3 separate regions of the Homo sapiens genome follow, and regions 2 and 3 are each linked to region 1. Evidence: chromatin loops called from intact Hi-C (ENCODE). Cell type or tissue: endothelial cell of umbilical vein. All regions are shown on one strand.

Region 1 (8,000 bases):
CATATATAAATAAAAAAATTAAAATTTATGTAAACATTGATACAAATTTTCAATGACTATATCAATATTTCAGCACACTAAATTAGCACTTCAGCTTTAAGAGCCATATTTTGAGTTATTCAAGTATATGTTATACATAATTCTTTATATATATACTTTATGATTAAGAATTAAAAATTTATTGTAAATATAATTCTTTTAATCTTTCTTTATCTTTTTACCTCTCTATGTATCTGTTATTAAGCCATACCTTCAAAGTAACCATCTCTTCTGGGCTGTACCATCTTTGGTGATTTTGGAAGAGACACTTTATTTTCATTGTTTTTGAATAAGGCTAGACGCACAGTGGAATCTAAACAAAACGAATAAGAAAGGAGCAGAGTTCATCTTTGGTTAATTCCTTCTCTAAATGTCCACATATTTCTTATATGGTGGTAGTAAAAAAAAAATCCACTTTATAAAGCTCTATGAAATTGATGATGATGTTATATTAAGCTTCATAACATGGAAAGGTAGCCAACCATGTACGTATTATTGGTTATCTGATTAAACAAATAGCCAATACTTAAAGAACAGAAATACTCTACTTTTCCATCTAAACTGTGGGGAGATGGGATACAAAAGATGGAAGCAAGACAACTAATGGAATAAGAAACAGGTAGGAAAAGGTTATTTCATTAATTTAACACCTAAAATAGTGGTTTTTCTTTGCCCTAATGTATTTTCAGATAACAAAGATGTATAAATTTTCTCCATATATTCAAAGACAAGAATATTCAAGATCTATTAATATTACAAAAAATAGATTGTGAATGCAGACTATACATATCAAATTAAGAAACAAGATTTTTAATGTTGTAAATACCAAATTACATATTTTAATTAAATGCTAAAGTAGCAAAAATAAATAGTATTTGCATAGCTATTCTCCAGCATGAGCAACCTGACAATTTCCATTAGTCTTCTAGTAATAATTCATCTTTACTAAGTATGATTTACATTTTTCACAATGATTGTATTTCTCAAGATTAGGGAAAATGTTGGACAATGTTTAGGTACATTTCATAAGTATTAATATATGTAATCTCAGGTGTTATTAAATGTTTCTTATGAATTCAATATGAACTATCAGTAAGAATAATAAAATCTGTGTATATATATTTCATAAAATAAGTATTATATATCATCTAAGTCATTTACAAAAAAAAATGACATGTCAAAGAACAATTAGTCAATGAGGAAAGACATTACCATGGGCTTGCAAACTGTTCGGTGTCTTATAACCATCTCTCTACTCTCTTGCTCTTCTTGCCTTTTTATTTGATCTATGTATTTTCTGACAACATCACAAACAATTCAGCAGACCTGGGTTAGATCCTAGTGCCAAATTTTACTAGTTGTATGACTCCGGAAAAACTGTTCTCACCTTCTGTCTCTTCCTCTGTCCAACAGAAGTAATATTGTTTTTGAAGTACTAGTAGTACTGTACAAATTAATGAGATCATTTGTGTAAAAAAAATCAGTCCCATGCACACATTTGTGTAGGTTCTCAACCACAGACATAATTATGACATCAACAATGAAACATTTCCAGTTTATATTCTTAGAAAAAAAACTTACATTCTTCATAAAATTTACTGCAATATATAAAAATACATAGAACCATAATTGGCTCCATTTCATTTAACACAGTGCACTGAACAGAAGCTATGGATATTTTATAAGTTCTTTGGCATTTCTTTGGCCAAATAATAAAACAATCATACTTTCCTCATACTATTATCAAGGTCAAATAATTTAATATGTACAAAATATTTAGAAAGGTTATCTAGCTAAAGTTACTCAAAATAATTTTATTCTCCAAGAGCAATAGTGCTACATTATCAGTCATTCTGATTGCATCAGCATAAATTGATTTAATCTTGAATTAATTCAAATTGCAAAGGGATAATTATAAGAAGTAAGAAACATAGTACTTTTAGATAGAAAAAAAATCACTTGATTTTGATAGTCCCTGAAAATACCACTGGTAATAATGCAGTATTCTTACCTCAATAAAAAAATGAATAAATAAATAAAAACACAACCCAGTTAAAAAAAAAGCCAAGGGATAAGGTAATTGTAAACAGTATAGTTTGTTACACGTTTTTATTCATTATAAAGTCAGTTTTGTACACTTAAGTCTACTCCTCTGTGGTAATCAACAGCAGGTGTAAGTTGCCTTATAAACATAAATCTTTTTATCTCCCAGCAATGACTTGCCCAGTGTTGGGGAAATAGGTATTAAATAGATGTTCAAAAATGTTTCAAGAAACCCCTAGGTAAGTAACCATGTCCCTATTATGCATGCATCTCTATACTTAACAGTTTATTATTTCATTTAAATAATATAATTTTAGTTAAGCATTAGAGTATCCATATTATTAAATTCCTTGTACAATCCCTTTTCAACTTCTATAATTCTAATTTATCTCATTGTTTTATTTTAGTATTTTTCTTCTTACATACAAATCTGGTTATTATTACCCATTTTTTGCAGGTGTAAAATAAGGTGTATAGCAGTGCTGTAAAATAAGCTTGAATAACTAGCAATATTTCATAATCTTAAAAGGAGTACTATTTACTAATTTAAATTTTCCCAAATATAAGCATATATTTACATGACTAAAATGCACACACATACTGTAAAATGTATATTAGTGACTTTTATCTAGTTTTTTTTTTTTAGTCAATTGACATTCATTGGATATCTACCAGGTGCTAGGCATGGTGGTAGTAGGTCTGAGATGTCAAGAGTGTTTCAGCCCTCAAGGATTTTACTATTCAGATGAATTTTATTATTAATTTTTTGTGGTTGAGAGCATAACACAGTAACATCTGATCAAAATTCTTGTAAAATCTTTCTGAAAATTGATGTGGTAAACAAAATAAATCTTGAATAAACTTCATTTTGGTAGAGTTTTGTCTATACTATTCCCTGCTGGTCCCTCCCCCTTAACATTCTTTAGTTACATTTATTATCATTCTGCAATCTGATGGCTTTGCTATAGCCCATGAGTTGTTTACTTGACATAAAAAATTAGCCTTTTTTTAATGCTGGCTTAATTCCTGGCAAAAAATCCATGTTAGGTCTTCGTACTATGTTCCTTAAACCTCTTACCAGCTAATCTCCACCAAAATCCCTATACTCAGACCCCATTCTCTCTGAGCACTCTGAGGAGTGCTCCACATCAAAACCAAACACCCACTCCCTTTCTGCATCCACCTCATCTCAGTCTTGCTACCAATTACACTCAGTGTTGTGAGATTATTGACCCTGCATGTTTTCAATAAACCAGTAACTCTCACCTTACACAGGATCTTCTTCACTGCACTACTGAATTCTAAACTTCCCTGGATATCTGCTAAATTTCAACACAGATCACCAAATTCTGAAACTGCTTCTGTGTATGAAGCAACAATAAATACAAACAAACAAACAAATAAAACCCAGAAATACAAGACCAGTCATTATTGGTTCAAGCTTATGCCAATCAAGAGGTTAAAAGCAATTACTCACTAGGAAAAACAACCACTATAACCCAAACATAAACTGTATAAGTAATGATAACTCCTCACAATTTTAGATTTTACCGTGTAGCTTTCAATCAATTCCTCCTCTTCCTTCTCCACCCTCCTCCTCTTTTAATCAGATGGTCTCACTTCTACCAATAGAAGTCATCGATACTAAGTCTCCCCTAGTAGCTGCCCATACCACATCTTTCCTCGCTCAGTTTGTTGCCTCTTCATAAATGAGCTTCCTCATATTCTTCCCTCTCTCTGCAACTGATTCCATTACATTCTACTTTCTTAAATTAATTGACCCTCTGCTTTTTGCTGTATTTTCATTTTCATCTTAAATAAATAAAATATTATTGACTCATATCCCTTGACTGATAAAAACATGTACAAAATACAAACAGAAAATATGAAGTGCTTGCTACTGAGCGCTCTAAGGTTTTCTGTGGCAGAAATTTGAATTAAAGCTACCATACTTCTTGCAATTGTGCTCCATTTCCTTGAGGATTACTACTTTGTTAGATTGTAGGCCATAATTTATTACATTAATTAATTGTTTGTATTCTCTGACACCCCTCCTGCCATGCTCCCCACTCCCGTAGATCTAGTTAGTCTCGCAGCAGTTTTATAGACGATGTTGCTCTCTAGTGGCTTAAAAATTTCAAGTTGGCAAGTTGTCTATGTAAGATATGTATCTCCAAGTATATTTAAAAACTGCTAGTAAATCTTTCAGTGTTTAACCAAATTTAGATATTTAAAACATTGTTTTAACTCATTAGTGAGTAAAAATTTAAATTATGGTCATTATTTGAGACAGATGCAAGTAAGTTAATGGTATATCACAGATCGATTGAATTATAAAACTGGAAAAAGTACTGAACATTTTTTATTCTATAAGAAGAAAACCTGAGGCACAGAATCTTAAATAATTTGCTCACAGATACAAAATGAAATAAGTTCTACATCATCAACTGAACAGAAGATAGACAAAATGTGATGATTAGAAAATATCTCTCAGATTTTCTTTTTCATGCTTTTCACCATTAATCCTCTCTTTAATGTTTCTAATCTGTATATCTGTTGTGAATGAAAAATAGAATGAAAAAAGTGAGAAGAGTATAAAACTTATCACTAAATTTTACATTTCAGCGTTCATGTTTTAAACATAAAATGTTTTGTTTCATTATTCTAATATATTGATAAAAAAAGCAAAACAAAAGTGATACATAGAGATACAAAACCTTACACGGTAATAAGAATGCAATTTGGATTATAATCATGTTATTGGAGTAACAGTCCCCATAAATATTATACAATTGCCATTTAGGATTTTAACCTAACCCAAAATGTTAAGTTAAAGATGTGGTCATTAAGCTGGATGTCTGGTTACTTTCTTTCATTTGTTACCCTGTCATGCCCCCTTGTGACTGATAAAAGAGGTTTAATTTTTGCCTGATAATTATCTCTAGTCGTGGCCATTAAAGCAATGATTTTTATGTACTAGCATATATTCCTTACTGAATCCTCTGCTAAAACACTTGCTATGCTGCTTTATAAAAAATGTTCTCACCCCCAACAAAACCCTCAATTACAAGAGTTGGCAAGAAAGACCTATATATTTCCCAGAGACGGAATCATATGGGAAGTCTGACAAGCTAAGCTTTTCCTCTGCTTTCACTACTGGAGGCTATTTATTGCAAACATTACAAATACTTTTAAAAGTGGGCCTAGCAAAATTCCTTGAATACAACTATGTCATAATTATTTGTTGAATATTGGCTGAATCAGTTCTTAAACCACCTCTGATATTTGAACTTGCCCCAGGAGTTTCAGAAATTGTTATTATTCTCAAAACAGTTGTTTAAAGAATGTTTTTGATACTGCTGAAGATGGGTAGAAATAGACATCAAAGCAATAATAGAGTTTATTACACTACCAGATTTACACTACTAGATTCTATATCTAGAGAACTGAAAGAGAATCTCACTATCGTTAAGAGTCTGGAGTTACTATTTCACTGGGTAACCACCACATAGCATTCAGTTCAGAGAAGCCTGATGAACTTAATAGGAGCTTACAAAATGAGAGTGCAGGAGGTACAAACAAATTAAAAAGCAAGGTGTTTATATTTTCTTTAAAAATGCTTGAAATGTTAATGTTTTAAACCTGAAAAAATTTACTACTCAATAAAAATGTTATCACAAAAAAGTAAAAAAATTAAGATATCACTAACATAACAATAAGGTATGCAAGTTGAACACTTCAGAATATAAAAATGAATCACCAGTAACTTATCAATGGCTAGTCAGTGATGTGCCAATAAATATCAGTTATTCCTTGAAAATCAAAAGCACTTTTGCAACATTTACTTGTTTTAAAATGTTATATTTATATCTGGTTCTTAGAATTTACTGAATTATAATTAAAATATAATTAATAGAAAAAGATAAAAATAGTTTTATGAAATATTTTTTCATATGATTACATAAGCTAGATCTATAGGAAAAGTATACATTTATTGCACTGCTCATGAGTAACTGGTCTTTTTTGGAAACTTTTTACTAACAGTAAGAACTTTAGAAAACAAAACTGATGTACAAAAGAAATACATGTTCTTATATTTATATGAGTAAATATTTACAGTTATATATAAAGTTACATGCAATTATTTTAAATAGTTTTAATTAAAGATATCATAATATCCTGATATTTCTTCTCTGACTCCATATATTAAGTAATTACACTAAAATGATTAGAGGTATCCAAAGAAAAACAAATGATTTAAAGAGTAGCCTTGTAAGTGGGATAGAATAAAAGATGCTTTAGAACATTTCGCAAGTCCTACAAAATCATAAAATATATAAACTTTGCTTTTCCAAGATTCTAAGTTGTGAAGTCTTCATAGCTAAAATCCACTGAACTGATAAATTTATACAATTTATTGAATAATCAAGCAATTTAAAAGCACGCAAAAGACTAAGGAGTGAAACAGATACTCTTTAGAGTCAACATTTGCCAAAATGAACCAGTTTTAAAACAACTTATAATTCTCAGTACACAATAGCTAGAACAATCAATAGCAAAGTATATAAGAAAGAGCCGAAAAAGTAAAAATAGTGTTTAAGAGTATAAATCATTCAATGGCATAGCATAATTTTCTCTTAAGTTTTATTTTTTTTCAGAGTATCTTAGACATAGTCATCTGTGAATTGATTACTGTTCTTATTAAACATAATTTATAAAATATATTTTAAAGAAGTTATCTTCAATTTTCCATACACAGTTATTATTCAAAGAGCACTAATTACTCACCTATTTTTTTCTTTAGTTTCTTCGATTTCATTTTCTGTGCCCTCTTCAACATTTGCTGAGCAGTAGAAATATCCTTAAAGCCCCTATTAAAAGATTAAATATAATAAAGGTAAAACAAATACCCGGATCATATTTAGATATGCATATAAAAATAGACATGCATATCTGAATTATAGCATACTAAAATAAATGTGAATTCCCATTTAAGAAACTAAATTGGATGGACAATTTATAAAAAACTAATATAGGTATTCTTAAAATCTTGAAAAGTATCTGTCTTGGACTTTTAGCAATCTCTCAATTTTTTAATTTATTAGTGTCAAATTGACTACATACCATTCTTCTGAAATTTTTTTTTCTTTTTCAGATTTTAGCAAACTCTTTCTACTGGTCTTTGATTCAGGTGTCCAGGAAGAAGTTTTATTTTCTGATCTGGCAATAGAAAAAAACCACTTTTAACTGAATCAACACAAGTATATCAGCACTTTTTAAAACTACAAACTGTTTATGTTGTCTCAAACTTGGAAATAAAATCTAAGTTAGCAAAAAACATTATCTTGAAAGGCAATAAAAGTCTGCCATTAATTTAAAATGTTTACATTTCAATTACTTGAAGCATATTTCAATCCCTTTGTGAAAAGTAACATAGCACTGGAATTTTTAGTCTAATCATTATCTGTACCTATATAGTATTTAAAGATCCACTTGTTTACAATAATTAATTACATTGTTTCCCTGACATATAAATTTTGTAGTTGCTTTAATGTACCTACTTCATTCATTTTCCTTACACTGAAAACTCTTCATGACCATGATGTTTTTAACACTAAATATTCTGTTTCCTAAACAAGTAAATTCACATCTAGTTTTATAATTGTACTACTTTTGTATGATATGTAATACTGTTGTCATTCACAAGTTGATTCTCTAAAACAATAGTTTAGCTTACCTGCTATTAAATTGTGTGTGTTCTGAAGAAGACAAATTTTCTTTGTCATTACATAACCATGCTTGAGCTGGATTACTTGGTAAATTAAATGAAGTATCATCCCATTTTAAGTTTCCAGGAATCTTTTCACAAAAAAAGTAAATAAGTGTGAAGTAAAATAAAAAATCCTAGCATTTATGTT
Region 2 (8,000 bases), 120 kb before region 1:
TGTTAAGGGGAAAAGATGCATTATGTACAGTTGGTCACTCTGTGTGCAAACATATTTGTTTATGGTTACAAGTATAACTAATTTAAATATAGACAAAGACAAAAATCTCAAACTTACACAGCGGGTGTTAATACTCGACAATTCTAAAATTCTTTGTTAGCATGAACTTTCTACATATTTACTTCCTGAACCAAGATAAAGTAACCATTTGCTTCCACAAACTCAAGTAAAAATCTGCTGCTTGTTATCCGTGTGCCACCAGATGTTGTCTCTAATGATGTAAGAGCCTTACAATTTTAAGAAGAAATACCGTTACTCGATTTAGAACAAAAATTTTCACTATTTTATTCATTCCCCCATTTTAGCAGTTTATGGGAATTGCAAAAATCAATACTTTTGTAGAGGAGTCAGAACACACACAAAGACCAAGGCCATTATCCTGAATTATTGTTGCATTTTAAACTCTTACTACTTGGAAACTAGTAAAATATAGTTTAAGAATATCAAATGTAGTCAAAATAAAGTACTCCTAAGAGGTAAAATTTTACCTGGTATGATTTTTCTTTCTCAAATTATTTTTAAAAATTAAGCATATTGGATCATCCAATTTAATAACTAGAATATATCTTATAAACATAATTGAGTATACACAAAAATTTACTTTAAAGCCATTATTTTTATTGCCTATGCAAAATTCATATGATTTATCTAGACTTTAACCATTATAATGGAATATTTACATGTTGACAACTACTAGGACTATAAAATTGTAAATGAGCACTATTTGATCTTGTTTTTAATTATCCATAGTGAAAACATTCCATGGTATACATAACAATTGGGAATTTGTGGGATTGTTTTTTTTTTTATTATGCCTCCAAATCTAGAAATTTCTAGATGTATGGGCTATTATACAAATAATTTACAAATACCTGATATATAATCTAAAAAAGAACCTTAGTGGCTAATAAAACCGAAAAAAAAAAAACAAATAAATATACCAATTACTAAATAGTCATGATTCTGCTTTTCATCCTTTAAAAACTGCTTTTGAAAATCAGAGATATATTATCATATTGTTATGTTTGAATGATTGTTAATTTTTATGTCTCTGTAATAACTTGTGTTCTTTTGTTTTACATATTGCGTGAGTTGTCAAAATTTTTGCAATTAAAAAATAATTTTAGTAGACATATATTCATATATATTACTCCGTTTCTCATCTTCAGCTAGGGAATCAGTTTGTTTCTTTGTGGCAAAATGCACTTATTCAATTATTCTAACACCATTTATTTTCCTATCCCATCCATCAAGGCCTCTTTTTGGCTCCTACCTGGACCCTGGCCTCAGTGAGCTCTGTCCTCAGAGCAAGCTGTTCTCTGACATACACATCCGGGTAATGAGTTTTCTGAAAGACTTTCTCCAGCTCCTCTAGCTGCAAACTGGTGAAGGTGGTTCGGTGCCTCCGTTTCTTACTGCTGGATACATTGCTATCACATTTATCCCCAAGTTCATCCAGCTCTCCCTTCTCTTGCATCCCTTTCACGGGAGACATTCGGAGACTGTTACAGTTGTCCATAGCTCTATTCAGTTCGGTGTGAAGGGGCTGTCCTTCTACTTTAGTGATCCCATAGTTCACTGTACCCAGAGGAGGAAAAACAACAGTTCTCAGGATTGTGAAACTCATCTCAATTAAATCAATAAGTAGAAGTAATTGAGAGTATCAAGAAATTGGCCTATTAATAATTTATTGTGCTAGTATTAATTCAATTACCACATTTCTATACTTAATTCATTGTAGGACAGGTTTAAATACCATTTTAAAATGTGTTCATGCAACTGCTATGATCTGCCAAAATCCGCAGTTCTATTTTACAGGATTTATAAGTTTATGCACATGTTTTTTACTTAAATTCATGTACTCGAATTAAAAGATGATCTGGGTGTTTCATGAAAGAAACTTTAAGTGTCCATGATTTTTGAAAACTGAAGCAAATTTAATGTCATGTGTTTTATTCACAGCAGATAAAACCAAGCTACTAATGTGGCTCAGAAAATATATTTTAATCTTAAATAATACCTCTGTACTAATATCTGAAAGTTATTATCCTCCTCCACGTAAAACGTACTGATGATAGATTTCAGATGTGACATTATTTCCACTAAATTTTGAATATTTCAACTTTATATCCATGTCTGCATTTACACTTTTTCTTCAAAAATAATCTACTAAATTGACAAAATAAATTTCATGCCAAATTTTGAATACGCTTTCTATCGGAAATTAGATTTAAGCAGCATTTTTTTTTTTTACCTAAAAACTTACGCAGTTCTTTTTAAAACATTTCATATTTCTGCTTAGCTAGTTAGATAAGTTTTGGGATTGAAAACTTTTCTATTTTCTCTGCTGAAACACAGAAATTAAAACAGCTATTAAAACATTACAGAGCATGACATCTGGCATTCTGTTAAGGGATGTTTAATTTCAGTAATTTTCTTCAGATTTGATTGCATGCTTGCAGTGTGATATAAAACAAAGATATATCATATAATGCCAAACACCCACAAATGCAATGGATGCACATAGTGAAATGGGAAGCACTTTTTAAAAAGTAAAGTCAAACCAGCCAGAATAATAATTTCCAATAGATGATCATACTTTTTTCATTTGTTTCTTTTTTTAAAATTACCCCCATAATGTATTTTTACAACTCTTTTCATCATTATACAAATATATTCAAGTTTAATGCGCATATAACTTCAATAGCTAATAATTGAGTACTGTGCATTTCAATGTCACTAACGGAGTAACTCTCAAAAATGTTCTCATAATAAAAAATGTCAAATATTTGAGGTGATGGCCAATTAACGTAATTTAATCATTCCACATTGCATTAAAAAAACTTAACATTACTTTGTACCCCATAAATATATACAACTATAATTTGTCTATATATATATATAACAAATTTTTTAAATTAACGGTTTTCATGCAAACGAAGATGTGATGTTAAACCAAATATAAAGAAGAGCCATGACTGATTAACAAACGGTTCTATCTCCTTGGGCAAAATTAAAGGGGGAACTGCAGCAATTAGGGATGGGGGAGGGGAAGCATCAGAGAGGCTAAGGGCATCTCAAGAGAAAGACAGGATCTCTCCTAAATTAAGCGGATGACTGCCTATGTTCATCTTCCTTAACACTTCTTTGTTATAATTCATCTTAATAGTGTGATATTTGTTTAAAAGTTGATAACGCATCAATTATGTCTCTTATTTTGGATTCTCGACTATTCAAAATAAAATATTATGATCAAGTCCATCCAGAGTCAATACAAGACATTGCAGAATCATTAAAGAAAGACCTGTCAATTCAAATAACGTTAGGCATGCACCTAAGAATTCCACAAATACAGATACCAGGTCTGAAACGCAGCCAGAAAACCAACAACTCAGTGTAAGAATAACAAAAAGTATACGCTCGAATCTTTCTAAATAAATGACTGAAACGACTTAGCTGATTATTTTCTCTATCATTTGCACCTTTATTTTTGATTTACCCTTAGTCAAAAGTTACTTGCAACGTTAAATAAAATTAGTTAAATATGAGATTAATAAAAGAAAAAAACTTGTGTTCAAAATATTTAGAAAATGAGCTTCTACAGGCCAGTGTTTTGTCAGATTTTGAATTTCTATAAAATAGGGGGCAGGGGGCTTGTTGTAAATATTTCACACTTAATTCGTTTGTTATTTTAAAGCAACCCGCCCCTTATAGCTTAACTGTGGAATATATACAATGATAAGGAGAAGTTCTCTTGGAATTGTAAACGTGCTTTAGCTGTCGCGATCTGAAATAATAGGTTAGTATTAGGTTACAAGATAGAAAAGATAGATGGTTTGTTTTGATAACATTTTGACTTGGAGATACTTGGGCATTCAAAGTTGAAGATTTCACCCAGAAGCATTCCAAAGACTCCTTAGGTGACTTTTAATGTGAAGTCATAAAAATACAAAACGTAGAATCTGGGAATGAGTGATTAGGCCGGGGATGGTTTGCCCGAAGCTATTTAGTGTGCTTTAGTGTTTAACAAACATTCAACGCGTGTTGTATTGCAAACGCAAAAAAAAGCAGAAATTACAAATTCACACACGCTAGAAATCTAGGGATCCTCAAACTTTGAAAATATATCGCCACGTCTTGGAAAATTAAAAAGATTTATCTTTACCTAAAGGAGCTCAAAGGGTTTTTTGTTTTTTGTTTTTGTTTTCCGGTTTTTTTTTCCCTACTCGTGACGACAGTGACGTACTCTAACGAGCTGTGATCGATTTCAGTTCCTACCGCCCGGACTGCAAGGCGGGCTCGCAGAGGAAGCGTTCTGTCTTGACTCAATTACGCTCTATTTAGCGCCCTATCAGTTTACTCCAGGAACCAATATTACAGAAGGACTCAGGGATCCGTAGGCGACCAGACCCTACAGCGAAAGGAGAATCGCTCAGAGGCAACCCGGTGCTGGATCTCTCCCTCCCTCCGCCCTCCGCCCCCAAAGGCTGCAGCAGCAGTAACACCGCTTCATAAAGCGAGCACCTTCCACTACCTTCCTCCACCTTCCAGGTCCCTCGCTCCCACTTTTCTCCTTTCTCCCTCCCTGCCTGATCAGACCGATCCTGCATTTTCGATTGCGGAAGGGCTGCGGCGGCTCCGGCTGGGGCGCTAGCGACTCACCGCTGCTGTCCTGACAGGGCGAGGTCCTCTCCAAGCGCACGTGATGCTCGGCGCGGGGCAGGGGTCCGAAGGCCTGCACGCATTTGCCTGCAGACGCTTTGCTGTAAAAGGACTCATTGTCCAGCGTCTCCATAACGTGCTCCAGAGGACCTCCTGCGCCCATGTAAAAGTCACTGTTTTTACTCGGAGGGCTCTTGAGGGCAAACTTCTCGCTCAGAAACTCCATAATCCTGGAAGACTGTCGCGTAGCTCCTGGGGCACAGAAACTGGAGAGCGCTGGGGGAGGGAGCCAGTGGGTGGGAGGAGGGAGGGCCAGAGAGGAGGGAAGGGAAAGCGAGCGCTGCGGCGTCGGGAACTGCCCCGCTCCGGTCCCTTTAATACGTCCCGGCTGGAAAAGGAGCACCCGAAGTTGCTTTTATATCTTGAAACTCAGCTGGCCTCCTCGGGCAGCCTCCCAGTTCTAATGAATATGAAAATAGGCGGGCGACTAACTCCACCCCAGGTCCCCCTCCGCCCCTACCCCACCCCCATTTTCCCCACTTACCCGGGCAGAGGGCGTCCAGGCCTAGGATAGACAGACAGACAGCTCCATTTCAGACAAATGCCAGGAGAGACGAGCCCCTGACACCCAGATTCATTGCCGCCGTGACAGTGGACTGGCATTTCGGAAGATCTTGGTGAGATCGCAAAGCAGTTAAACCTCCACTCCCTACTGCCTGCGCCTTCCTGAGCCACCCGTCCCCACCCCGCCCCCATGCCGGCCACTCACTACCAGAAAGATTTAGAGGCGTCTTAAGAACTTGAAAGGAAATATTGCTCTAAAAGGCTTTTATTTCATCCGTAAATCGTTTACGTGGAAGATTCACATTAATCCGAAGCCCAAGGAACCAGATGCATTGGCAACTGTTAATCGCAGCCGCCGTAGTAGAGGGGCCGCTTCGGCTTCTAACCGGGAGGAGCTCGGGGTCCGGGCCAGCTGGGAGCTTTACGAGGCCGTGGCCTTTTCTTTTTCTCTGGAATGCGGCGGAGTGTGGACGCGGTGGCGATGGGTGGGAGAGAGAAGCCGAGCAAGAGGCAATGAAGCCATTATACTAATGCCAACCAATTCCCTACACCCTCTTCGCCACCCTTCCCTTTGGTCCACGATTTTATCATTAGACCCAAATTATTTTAAGAAAACCCGTTAGGATCAGTGCCTTTGAAAGGCTTTTACTCTAATGCCAAAGTGAGGATTGTTACAAATAGGGGTTTATGAAGAAGAGGAATGTCTGCATATTTTTACAGAAATTACTTTTAATTTTAAAGAGTTGCTGTGGAGTTACTCCGAAAAGCGCTCTGGGAGTGAGTGGTGAGCGCGCGGAGCTGCGGGCACTCGCGGCGCGGCGTCCTGGGCGCGGACAGGTCCAAGGCCTCCATTTCCACCAGAGGGGATGGTAGGGCAGGCAGGACAGCACTGCTAGGTTGAAAGCCCTTCTGTGTGACTTTTGGCACGACTCTTGGCTTCCTAGGAGCCCGCGGCGCTTGGGGGAAATGCGTTCGGTGCCCTGGGCACAAAATCGCATTTGCGTCAGGCACCCTAAGCTAGCAAATTTGGTGAAAATAAGCCAGACAGGTTTTGGTCCAGGTAGGCCTCTGCTTAGACGTCCTGACACAGCCTTTGTCAACACTGGCACTCACAGCGGCCGTCGCGTTTCCCCAGACAAGTCTGGCAATTATGGTGAGGCCTCGGGCAGGCCGAGCAGCCCGGACTCTGAGGATGGTGAGGCCAAGCCCAGCTGTGGTGGGCATGCTGATGGGTTTGAGAGTTTCCACCTTCTGCGGGGGTCTTAGCTGACCCACGCCTCTTTGGTGAGACCTTCTTCGAGACCTGACCAGGCCTCAGCCAGAGAGTAACAATCAGGGAGGGCTGTGCACCCCGGAGCTGCTCCTTAGCGTTGCGCGAAAGGCAGGGTCGGCCTTAAGCACCCAGATCCGACCGGCGGATCCCGAGCAGATCAGCTGGCAGCAGCAGCCTTGCTCGCCCGGCCAAAGTCCAACCCAGACTGTTCTCCCAAGGAGGCGCACAAGCTTAGTTCACATGGCGCAGCGCTCAGTGTGGCCTTGAGCGCGCACTCAGATTCAGGCAAGTGGACACTATTCCTGGGACTAACTAGCTTCTGCTGTATTATTATTACTCTCTCCAGAGCAGTGCTGCAAGAACCAACTGCAGATTGTTAAATTTCAGGGGAGCAAGGTCAAAGAAAAGCACTAGGGACTGAGCTTCAGCAGGAAGCCAGGCTGCGTCGGGCCGCAGGAACTCCAAACCAGACAACCTGGCATTCTGAGGTCAGGCCCAGGGGGAGAGAGTGAGGTGTCGGAAGAAGCCATTGAAACGCTCTTCTTAAAGTGTCCTGTAGCATCCCGACCTTGCGTGAGCAGTAGCCTCAGCTCTGCGTTCTTTGGACACTTTCCAGCGGGCCCCCGGGCAGCCTTGTGGAAACGTTGAGTGTTGCGTTATTCACTCACTCCTGTTGGGTTAGCCATTTTCGATTCTTTCCTATCCCCTTCGGTACCTTCTTATTTTCAGGTATCCTGAAAGTCTGACTTTCTCTACTAAACACGGGAAAGATAAGAAAATGGTCGTTTAATATGTTTTACAAAAATTCACAGCAGCAACAACAACACCTATTGCTGACTTGAGGAAATATACAAACTAGTTATCAACCAAGTTATCTTGTAGAGCTCTGTCAGCTTGTTTATAAATATATGTCTTAAAAGCCCTAAATTTCCGGAAAAACATTACGTGTCTTTTAAATGAAAGACATGTGATACAAGTTCTAGGATACTTGTATGCCAATAAAGGTCCAACTCATAGAGAAAAGTACAGCGTAGCCAAGGACAAGAGCTGTCTAGTAAACCCGTTTCTGCCCCATTACCAAAACTCACTTTTGATGGTAATGGTTGAAGGGGTGGGGTGTAAGGTGTCACCAAACCAACATAATATCCCTGGAGCTCCCTGGAAACTCAAATATACTACACAGAATCCCGTGTGTTTTGTGACATGTAACCACATGTGCCCATAACAGAGGAAACAGCTAATGGCAAACTCCCATAACGAATGTTTAATCTGCAGTTTTTGGCAAGAAGCTGGGTATTTGGTTGCCAACAGCTGCATTACATGAATTTTGAGAGGTTGAGATGGAGTTTATGGTTATGACACAGCTCTAGAGATAGGGGCATTAATAATACATTGAAAATAATACTAATCAAAACAATAATAATTCAATAATTTCTAAAAG
Region 3 (8,000 bases), 81 kb after region 1:
ATAATATCTGAAGAATTCATCACCAGCAGACCTACAATAAAGGAAATACTAATAGATATTCTTTGGGCAGAAGGAACATTGTAGATGAAAGACAAAATAAAGAGCAATGGAAAGTTTATACTATATTATTACATAATAATACTACCATTGGTATAGTCATCTTTTCTATAGTAACCTAAAAGAATAGAAAAATAATATGTAGCTGGTAAATATAAGAGGAAAAAATGAAATAATTTAAAACCTCAGTCAAACCAAATAAGGGCAAAAAGAAAAAAGCAGGCAGAATGAACAGAATAAAAAATAGTAAGATGGTTTAATCTCAAATACATCAATGATTATATGAAATTAATGATATAACTAATTAATTGCTAAGGACTAATGGCTACAAATCAAAGCTAGAGTTTGTAAGCCAGTCCAGATAAAGCAATAACAAAATCAACAAATTTTCGTGTTACAAAAAAGAGACAAACTGGAAACAAAATTTGTAGACATATTTTAAGTAAAAAGATAGAGGCTGGGCATGGTGGCAGCTCTTACACCTGTAATCCCAGCACTTTGGGAGGTGGAGGCAGGCGGACCCCAAGGTCAGGAGTTCGAGACCAGTCTGGCCAACATGGTGAAACCCCGTCTCTACTAAAAATACAAAAAATTAGCCGGGCATGGTGGTGAGCGCCTGTAATATCCCATCTACCCAAGAGGCTGAGGCAACAGAATTGCTTGAACCCGGGAGGCGGAGCTTGCAGTAAGCCGAGACAGAGTGAGACTCCATCTCAAAAAAAAAAAAAAAAAAAAAAAGATAAAGATACATCATGTGAACACTAAACTAGTGGTTCTCAAAGTGTGGTCCAGAGACCTCCCAGAGATGCTTTTAAAGATTCTGTAAAGTCAGTACTGCTTTCATAATAATTCCAAAATGCTATTTGGTTTTTCACTCTCATTTGGTCAAGAGAGTATAGTGGAGTTTTCCAGAGGCTACATGACTTGTGATATTATAGCAAATTGACTGCAGAGGCAAATATGAGAACCCAGATGTCTTGTGTTAAGTCAGACATTAAAGAGATTTACAAAAATGTGTAACAACACCCTTCTTCCCAGTATAACTCTTTGTTTAGAAAACAGAATTAACATTTATAAAATTTTTGTGAATCCAAAAGTTTTATTATTTGAAATTCTAAATGAATTAATAAAACGTAAAAAAATTTTTTTTCGACTACTTGGCAATATTGCTAGACATAACCCATACAAATAAGTTATTTGAGAGAGGTCCTCAATAATTTCTGAGAATGTAAAACAGTCCTGCATCTAAAATAAAGCTCGTTTAATTATATAAGACACAGAAGACTAAAGCAGAAAGCTTTACTACCTATGAAAAGAGACGTTTTAAAATGATGAAACTGGTCAATTTAACAGAAACATGTAACAGTTATAAATTTGCAGGCACCAAATAGCATGCCCTCAAAAACATTTAAAGTAAAAAAATATATAAGAATAAAAAGATTGAACTACAATAATCATGAAGTCATTGCTAATATTATCAGTACCACACTTAATCAACAGGCAGGTGGCATAACAAAAATATATAGGTTCTGAAGTAGGCTGTCCTGAGTTGTAAAAAACAAGCCTACTCCCAAACTAGCTATTTGAAGGTAGACAAGTGACTTAACTTCTCTGAGCTTTAGCTTTTTTATTTATAGAGTGAGGGTAACTTCACCTCATTATGAGGATTAAAAATAATATTATACAGGATTTTCACAAGATAGCTACTAAAAATGATAGCTATTATTATTTCCCAATAATTATTCTTAATAAAACAAGGAGTTTAAAACTATAAATTTGTGGTGACCAAATAAGGCTTCAGAGAGGGCTGAATTTTGAGTCAAACATTAAAGGAGAAACAATATTAATATACATTCCAAAAACTCTATTCACAACTGATTAAACAGTAATCGATTCCATAAATGCACTTGGATGGAAGGGGTGGGCGGGTTCTAGATGTAAATGAAGTTAGAGTAAGTTGCTACCCTTTGTCTTTAATCAATTTTTTTTTTTTTTGAGACAGGGTCTCGTTCTGGTGCCCAGGTTGGAGTGCATTGGTGTGATCTCGGCTTACTACAGCCTTGATCCCCCAAGCTCAAGTGATTCTCCCATCTCAGCCTCCCAAGTAGCTGGAGCTACAAGCATGCACCAGCCCACCTGGCTTATTTTTTGTTTATTTTATTTTTTTATTTTTAGTAGAAATGAGGTCTCACTATGTTGCCCAGGCTGGTCTCCAACTCGTGAGCTCAAGCCATCTGCCCAGCTTGGCCTCCCAAAGTGCTGTGAATACAGGTGTAAGCCACCATGTGCTGTGATTACAGGTGTAAGCCACCATGCCTGTCCTAATTTTACAAATTCTTTAATGTCAAATAAAGGCTGACAACTGAGTAAAATAAACTTATAGCAAGTCCTATCTTAGGATACCATTAATTCCTTAACACCTCTAAGAAAATTATTCTTTCCCAGATAAAATATCCAATATTTCTTCCCCTGCCCTATTCAAAATAAAACAAACAATAGCCACAAAAATATTAAAGAGCCTTTTCAAAGGACTTAAATATAATACAAATAAAGACTTGCTTAAATATTGTTTAGCTTACTGGTTAAATATATTCTTTTAACAGCTCTTTTAAAGTTTCCTAGATCTCACAAAATAAAACTTAAGTCAAGTGTGTTTACTCTTCAAAGGGCTCATGCCCATGGCAAAATTAACTTTTGGCCATACTTTCTACAAATATCTATTTCAAATAATTCTTCCCACAGAAATGAGCCAATGGTCTAATAAAACATTCCTGCCACAGGGGAGAAAATTCTGTAAGGAACAGCAAAATTAAAAATGTTAAATTAGGCTGGAGGTTTTTCACTGAAGATCAACCTCCTTCAGCTGTTCACTGATTGCCATGTCTGATGGTTTTTCATTCACACATACAAATATACAAAGTTGCACTTGAGACTTTTTAATTTTAGTGCAAAAGTACTTCAGGATTATACATGTTGTATAGAAAGAGTAATACTGAAACAGGAATCAGGAAACTTGGATCCCAGCCCTACCTCTGCCATGAGTTAGATGAAAACTATGTGGGTGTTTTTTCATCTGTAAACTAAGCAGCCTAGACTGGCGAGATACCTAAGATCCCTTTCAGCTTTACACTAAGCATTGTGTTGCCCTTCAAAACTAACAAGTAAGCTAGCACCATCTAGTGGACTCCAAAAAAAAAAAAAATCACTGAATAGGTAATAGTGAAAAAGATTCTTATAAGCAAAATGTCTAGAGTTCTTACTTTATTTTTCCTCCCAATGATTCAAAGACAATATTTGAAAGCAAGAATTATTCCAAGCACTATGAGCCACGACACAGCAATCAAGCCTATGTGAAAATGTTAAATTATTTCCATATCTTTCATATTTACAATACTAGTGGGCAATTTTCCAGAAAGCAGTATTATCTAGAAAATAAAGAAGGAAAAAAACTCTTAGTATCTCTACTATTTACATGATAATTTTTAGGAATATATGATGTGAAATTTATAAATTGGCAAATATATTGCTTAAATTAAAGAAATATTTTTTCAGATTAAAGTTTTCCTAAACAGAAACAGATACATCATGAACAAGAATATAAAAATGATCATTTACTCTTACATGTTAACATTATATTTATTTTTATTTTTATTCAATATTTAATAAAAGAAATAACTTATTCCAATTCCATATATATAGAGAAAATGTATATCACTATGATATTAAAGTCAAGAGAGTCGTTTGTTTTGTGTGGAAAAAGTCAAGATAATCATTTATTTTGTTTATTGCTACATCCCCAGAAATATTTCAGTGCTGAAAAAGCGCTTATACATATAGGTACTCAATAAATTTATTTTGAAAAAATGTCAAAATCATTACATTTGTTCAGCATAAAGAGTTTTAATGTAGTATAAAAATAGTAGTAATCTTAATTATGAAATGTATATTTATTTAAAAAGTAGAAGAATAGAAGAATAAGGTAATTTAAAAATTAGGCACTAGAGATAGACTGCTGAGTTTCAAATCCTGTCTCTATCATTTACTAGCTGTGTAATTTTAGATAATCTACTTTACTTCTTTGTGTCTCAGTTTTCTTATCTGGTGGGGTCAGAATTTTTTTTTTTGTTTTTGAGACAAGGTTTCTCTTTATCACCCAGCCTGGAGTGCAGTGGCATGATCACAGTTCACTGCAGTCTCATGAGTTCCTCTCAACTCAGCCTCCCGAGTAGCTGGGAATGCAGGAGCATGCCACCATACTCAGTGATACAGTTTGGATATTTGTCCCTGTCCAGATCTCATGTGGAATTCTAATCCTCAATGCTGGAGGTGGGGCCTGCTGGGAGGTGTTTGGATCATGATTGGGGTAGGGGGGATCCATCAGGGCTTGGTGCTGTCTTGGAGATAGAGTTCTCACAAGATCTGGTTATTTAAAAGTGTATGGCAATATCCCCACCACCACCACATTCTGTCTCCCTTGCTCCTGCTTTTGCTTGCAACTTGCCTGCGCCAGCTTCGCCTCCTGCCATGATTGTAAGTTTCCTGAGGCCTCTCTAGAAGCCAAGCAGATGTCAGTACCATGCTTCCTGTAAAGCCTGCAGAACCATGAGCCAATTAAACCTCTTTTCTTTTACCTAGTCTTGGGTATTTCTTTATAGGAAGGCATAAATGGCCTAATACACCTAGCTAATAAAAAAAAATTGTAGAGGCAGGGCCCCACTATGTTGCCCAGTTTGGTCTTGAACTCCTGGCCTTAAGTGATCCTCCCTCTTCAGCCTCCCAAAGTGCTAGGATTATAAGCGTGAGCCACTGTGCCCAGCCGAAAATATTTAATAGTACCTAACTCATGCCAGTGATGTGAAAAGCAAATGAGTTAATTTGTATAAAGCACTTAAATACCTATTGGTAAGAAAGCTATCTATTACTGTATAACACTTAATTGTATTTTTATGTAAATAAAATGTAAAAAATAACTTTTTTCAAATATGGATTTATTCAAAATTAATTTAGTTTCAAAATTTTCTGCTAGAAAGTCAATGAAATTCAACATAAAATAAGAGAAATAAAGACAACTAGATTTTAAGTTATAAATCCCATTTTTCATTTGCTTTGGCTATTCTTACTTTAAAAACTAACTGAAAAATACTGACTCAAAGGACTAAAGGTTTTCCATGAACCATTTTATAAACTTTAACAATCATGTGGCAACATTCATTCAATATATTTTTTGCCACATCTCATATAGAAAACACAGTTTTACCAATTTTGCCTTAAATTTACTTATGGGAAATTTCAAACAAAGGACAACATGAAAGATTTTCTTATTTAAAATTGGTCATAAAATAGAGAGTAGAAGGATGTTACCAGAAGCTGGGAAAGTTAGTAAGGGGCTGGGAGGAGTTGGGGATGCTTGCTTAATGTATATATATATAAAAAAAACAGAATGAATGAATAAGACCTACTATCTGATAGCACAACAGCATGATAGTTAATAATAACTTAATTTTACATTTTAATATAACTAAAAGATTGTAATTTGTTTGTAGAAACAAAGGATAAATCTTTGAGGGGATAGATACCCCATTTTCCATGATATGATTATTTCACATTGCATGCCTATGTCAAAACATCACATTATCCCATAAATATATACACCTACCATGTACCCACAAAAATAAAAATTAAAAAATAAAATAAAACTGGTATGAATATTTCACGTTATATTTTTGTTTTTACAATTGCATAGTTTAATTAGAATGGAAAACATTCATAACTAATTTCAAATAAATTGCCTTAAAAAGATTGATACATTCACTATTCTCATTCACTTAAATGCAAATAGTATCAACCAAATAAATATGTACATTAATATTTTCTAATAAAAAGAATACAGTTAACATTACATATTAACTACTGTGATAACTATAGCACAGTAAGAATTAGAAACAAATTAAACTTGAAACTACCAATGTGAAATATTGTGGTATTGCTTCCAATTTTATTTCACCTCCTTAAGAAATATTATAGCATGGAATAGTAACTCACTAACTTACAAACACAAATCTATCTTTGTCTCCCTTCATAAGAGTTCTTAGCATCAATATATCACTGAAAGACAAAATCTATGCTTTTCACTTAGCTCAACCAGAATCTCTAAGCATTTCCTGAAGATGAAAAACAGACTCCAACTGCTCTTCAGAAAATCTACTTTCTCATGTATACTATTCTCACACTCAATAAATACAGTGTTTTCATTGTACCCAACAGACACCAAAGAAGTCTTTTACCTTGTTTGCTCTGTACTGCATGCACAGAGATATCTCAGGTTTATCAATTAATACTATGGCAGTTTTCACATAAATCTTGCTGATATCCTATGCCAGGAAATCCACTACTTACCAAAAAAATTCGTACAGCACTGCTGGCAATGAAAATGAAGTAAACGGGAATTCAAGCATTTCTTTTTTTACAAACAGCCTTTCTTTTCTTTTTAAAGTTTGCTTCAGTGTGTGCCAATATAGTAACATACATTATCAATGCACTTGCCTTCACTCCAACAACAACAAAATTATTTTAAACTAAAATTTTAAAGTAAAAATATTTGTGTCAAAACTATCAGCATTTCCATATGGAAGAAGTCATAGTAATCCAAAGCAGGCAGCACAAGAACGCAGGCAAATAAACACATTAAAGCATGTTATATGTTATATTTTCAAAAGTATGCCTTGAAATGTTTGCAAAATAAAGCTTATTTTGTGAAAACAGCTATATTTTACCTATATTTAAAAAAATAAAGGAGATGATGGTGACTGCCTAGATCCAACCCTCCCCATACCTCCTCTAGAAATCCATAAAGAGTAACAAAATAAAAAATAAACACAACTTACAATTCCAGTATAAGTGGGAGATAAGGAAATTACAATCTGAATTTTTTGTAAGTGAGGTAATAGGTATCCAGGACCAACATAATCCAGTTGGAATCCAGACTTGTGCCAGGGATAAGTAAGAAGTGGAGGTGCCCAAGTGATGGCAGAACCCTGCATTGTCAACAAGTTTTTCTTCCAGAAAGAAGGAATATCCTGAGTAGGATGACAGAATTAAGACCAAATATATAAGACGAATTAATAAATGCAAGTGGTTATAGCTTATATGAGAAAAAAATTTAAACCTGGAGCAAAAAATAAAACCTAAATCTATACTGTATAAAAATAAATGTCTAAACTTGATTCAAAAGGTTAAAAATAAAAAAGATGGCCAGGTAGGCAAACAAAAATAAAAATAAACCATATCGGACAAGGTAGAATTTAGTTTCAAAGGCATTAAAGAGAGAATGAAAAAAACATAATAGTCAAAGCTAAAATTTACGAAAAAGATAAGACATTTATAAAATTGCACGGCAGTAACATTCACAAAACAGAAACCAAAGGATTTACCAAAAAAAAAAAGGCTGATTAACGACAAATCAATAACAAGCAAATTCACAGGCAACTTCCTCAGTCCAAAGTAAATCAAGCAAACAGATCACCTTTAAAAAAATTATCAGTAAGGTAGATCTTACACATGCAAAATAAACTCTTTATCCCAATAATAAAAAACCCTGCCTCCTTTTCAAGTACACCTAAAACATTCATGAAAATTGACCACATATTAGATTAGCAAGACAGCCAAAATAAGTTCCAAAAACAGAAATAGCATAAAAATTATTCTCTGGCTATAAAGCAATAAAACTGAAAAGAATCACCAAAAAAAATGACCTTTCTATATGGAAATTTTAAATCTAAGGTAAAACATTTTTAAAAACCCTAAAATTATGAAAATGATGAAAATATCTACATGTCACAAGTTACAGAATAAGCATTGCTCAGAGGAAAATCTATAGATTTAAGTATGTCAATACGATTGAAAAAATTTAAAAATAATTGTATGAAATATTTAACTCAAAATAG

What was found. Hi-C counts contacts between places; a loop is a spot of excess contacts. Peaks named below come from ENCODE experiments on the same cell type or tissue, not always from the same donor. Only the 100,000 strongest peaks of a DNase experiment are listed, where the experiment ranks them.
Region 2: it touches region 1 in a loop (4-fold over the local background); 3 of 110 quality-filtered maps call a loop at or near these places.
Region 3: it touches region 1 in a loop (5-fold over the local background); 6 of 110 quality-filtered maps call a loop at or near these places.

What each region holds. Positions count from the first base shown.
Region 1 is chr12:85,152,965-85,160,964 of GRCh38, reverse strand. It overlaps LRRIQ1 (leucine rich repeats and IQ motif containing 1), which reads right to left. Exons shown (of 27, transcript NM_001079910.2): 21 at 7,820-7,941; 22 at 7,207-7,302; 23 at 6,871-6,953; 24 at 251-352. Among named protein-coding and RNA genes, the nearest start is that of LRRIQ1, 120 kb to the right of the region's middle. In endothelial cell of umbilical vein, no CTCF peak of the experiment used is centred here; DNase peaks (open chromatin) are centred at 4,174 and 4,974.
Region 2 is chr12:85,277,210-85,285,209 of GRCh38, reverse strand. ALX1 (ALX homeobox 1) reads right to left here and starts at 4,990. Exons shown (of 4, transcript NM_006982.3): 1 at 4,723-4,990; 2 at 1,334-1,638. The coding sequence starts at 4,948. RefSeq lists a silencer at 4,605-4,899. In endothelial cell of umbilical vein, no CTCF peak of the experiment used is centred here; DNase peaks (open chromatin) are centred at 4,099, 4,439, 4,669, 4,959 and 1 weaker place; H3K4me3 peaks cover 2,720 bases; H3K27ac peaks cover 1,855 bases; H3K27me3 peaks cover 1,535 bases.
Region 3 is chr12:85,072,040-85,080,039 of GRCh38, reverse strand. LRRIQ1 (leucine rich repeats and IQ motif containing 1) reads right to left here. Exons shown (of 27, transcript NM_001079910.2): 11 at 6,942-7,133. Among named protein-coding and RNA genes, the nearest start is that of LRRIQ1, 40 kb to the right of the region's middle. In endothelial cell of umbilical vein, a CTCF peak has its summit at 3,210 (motif pointing left); a DNase peak (open chromatin) is centred at 3,129.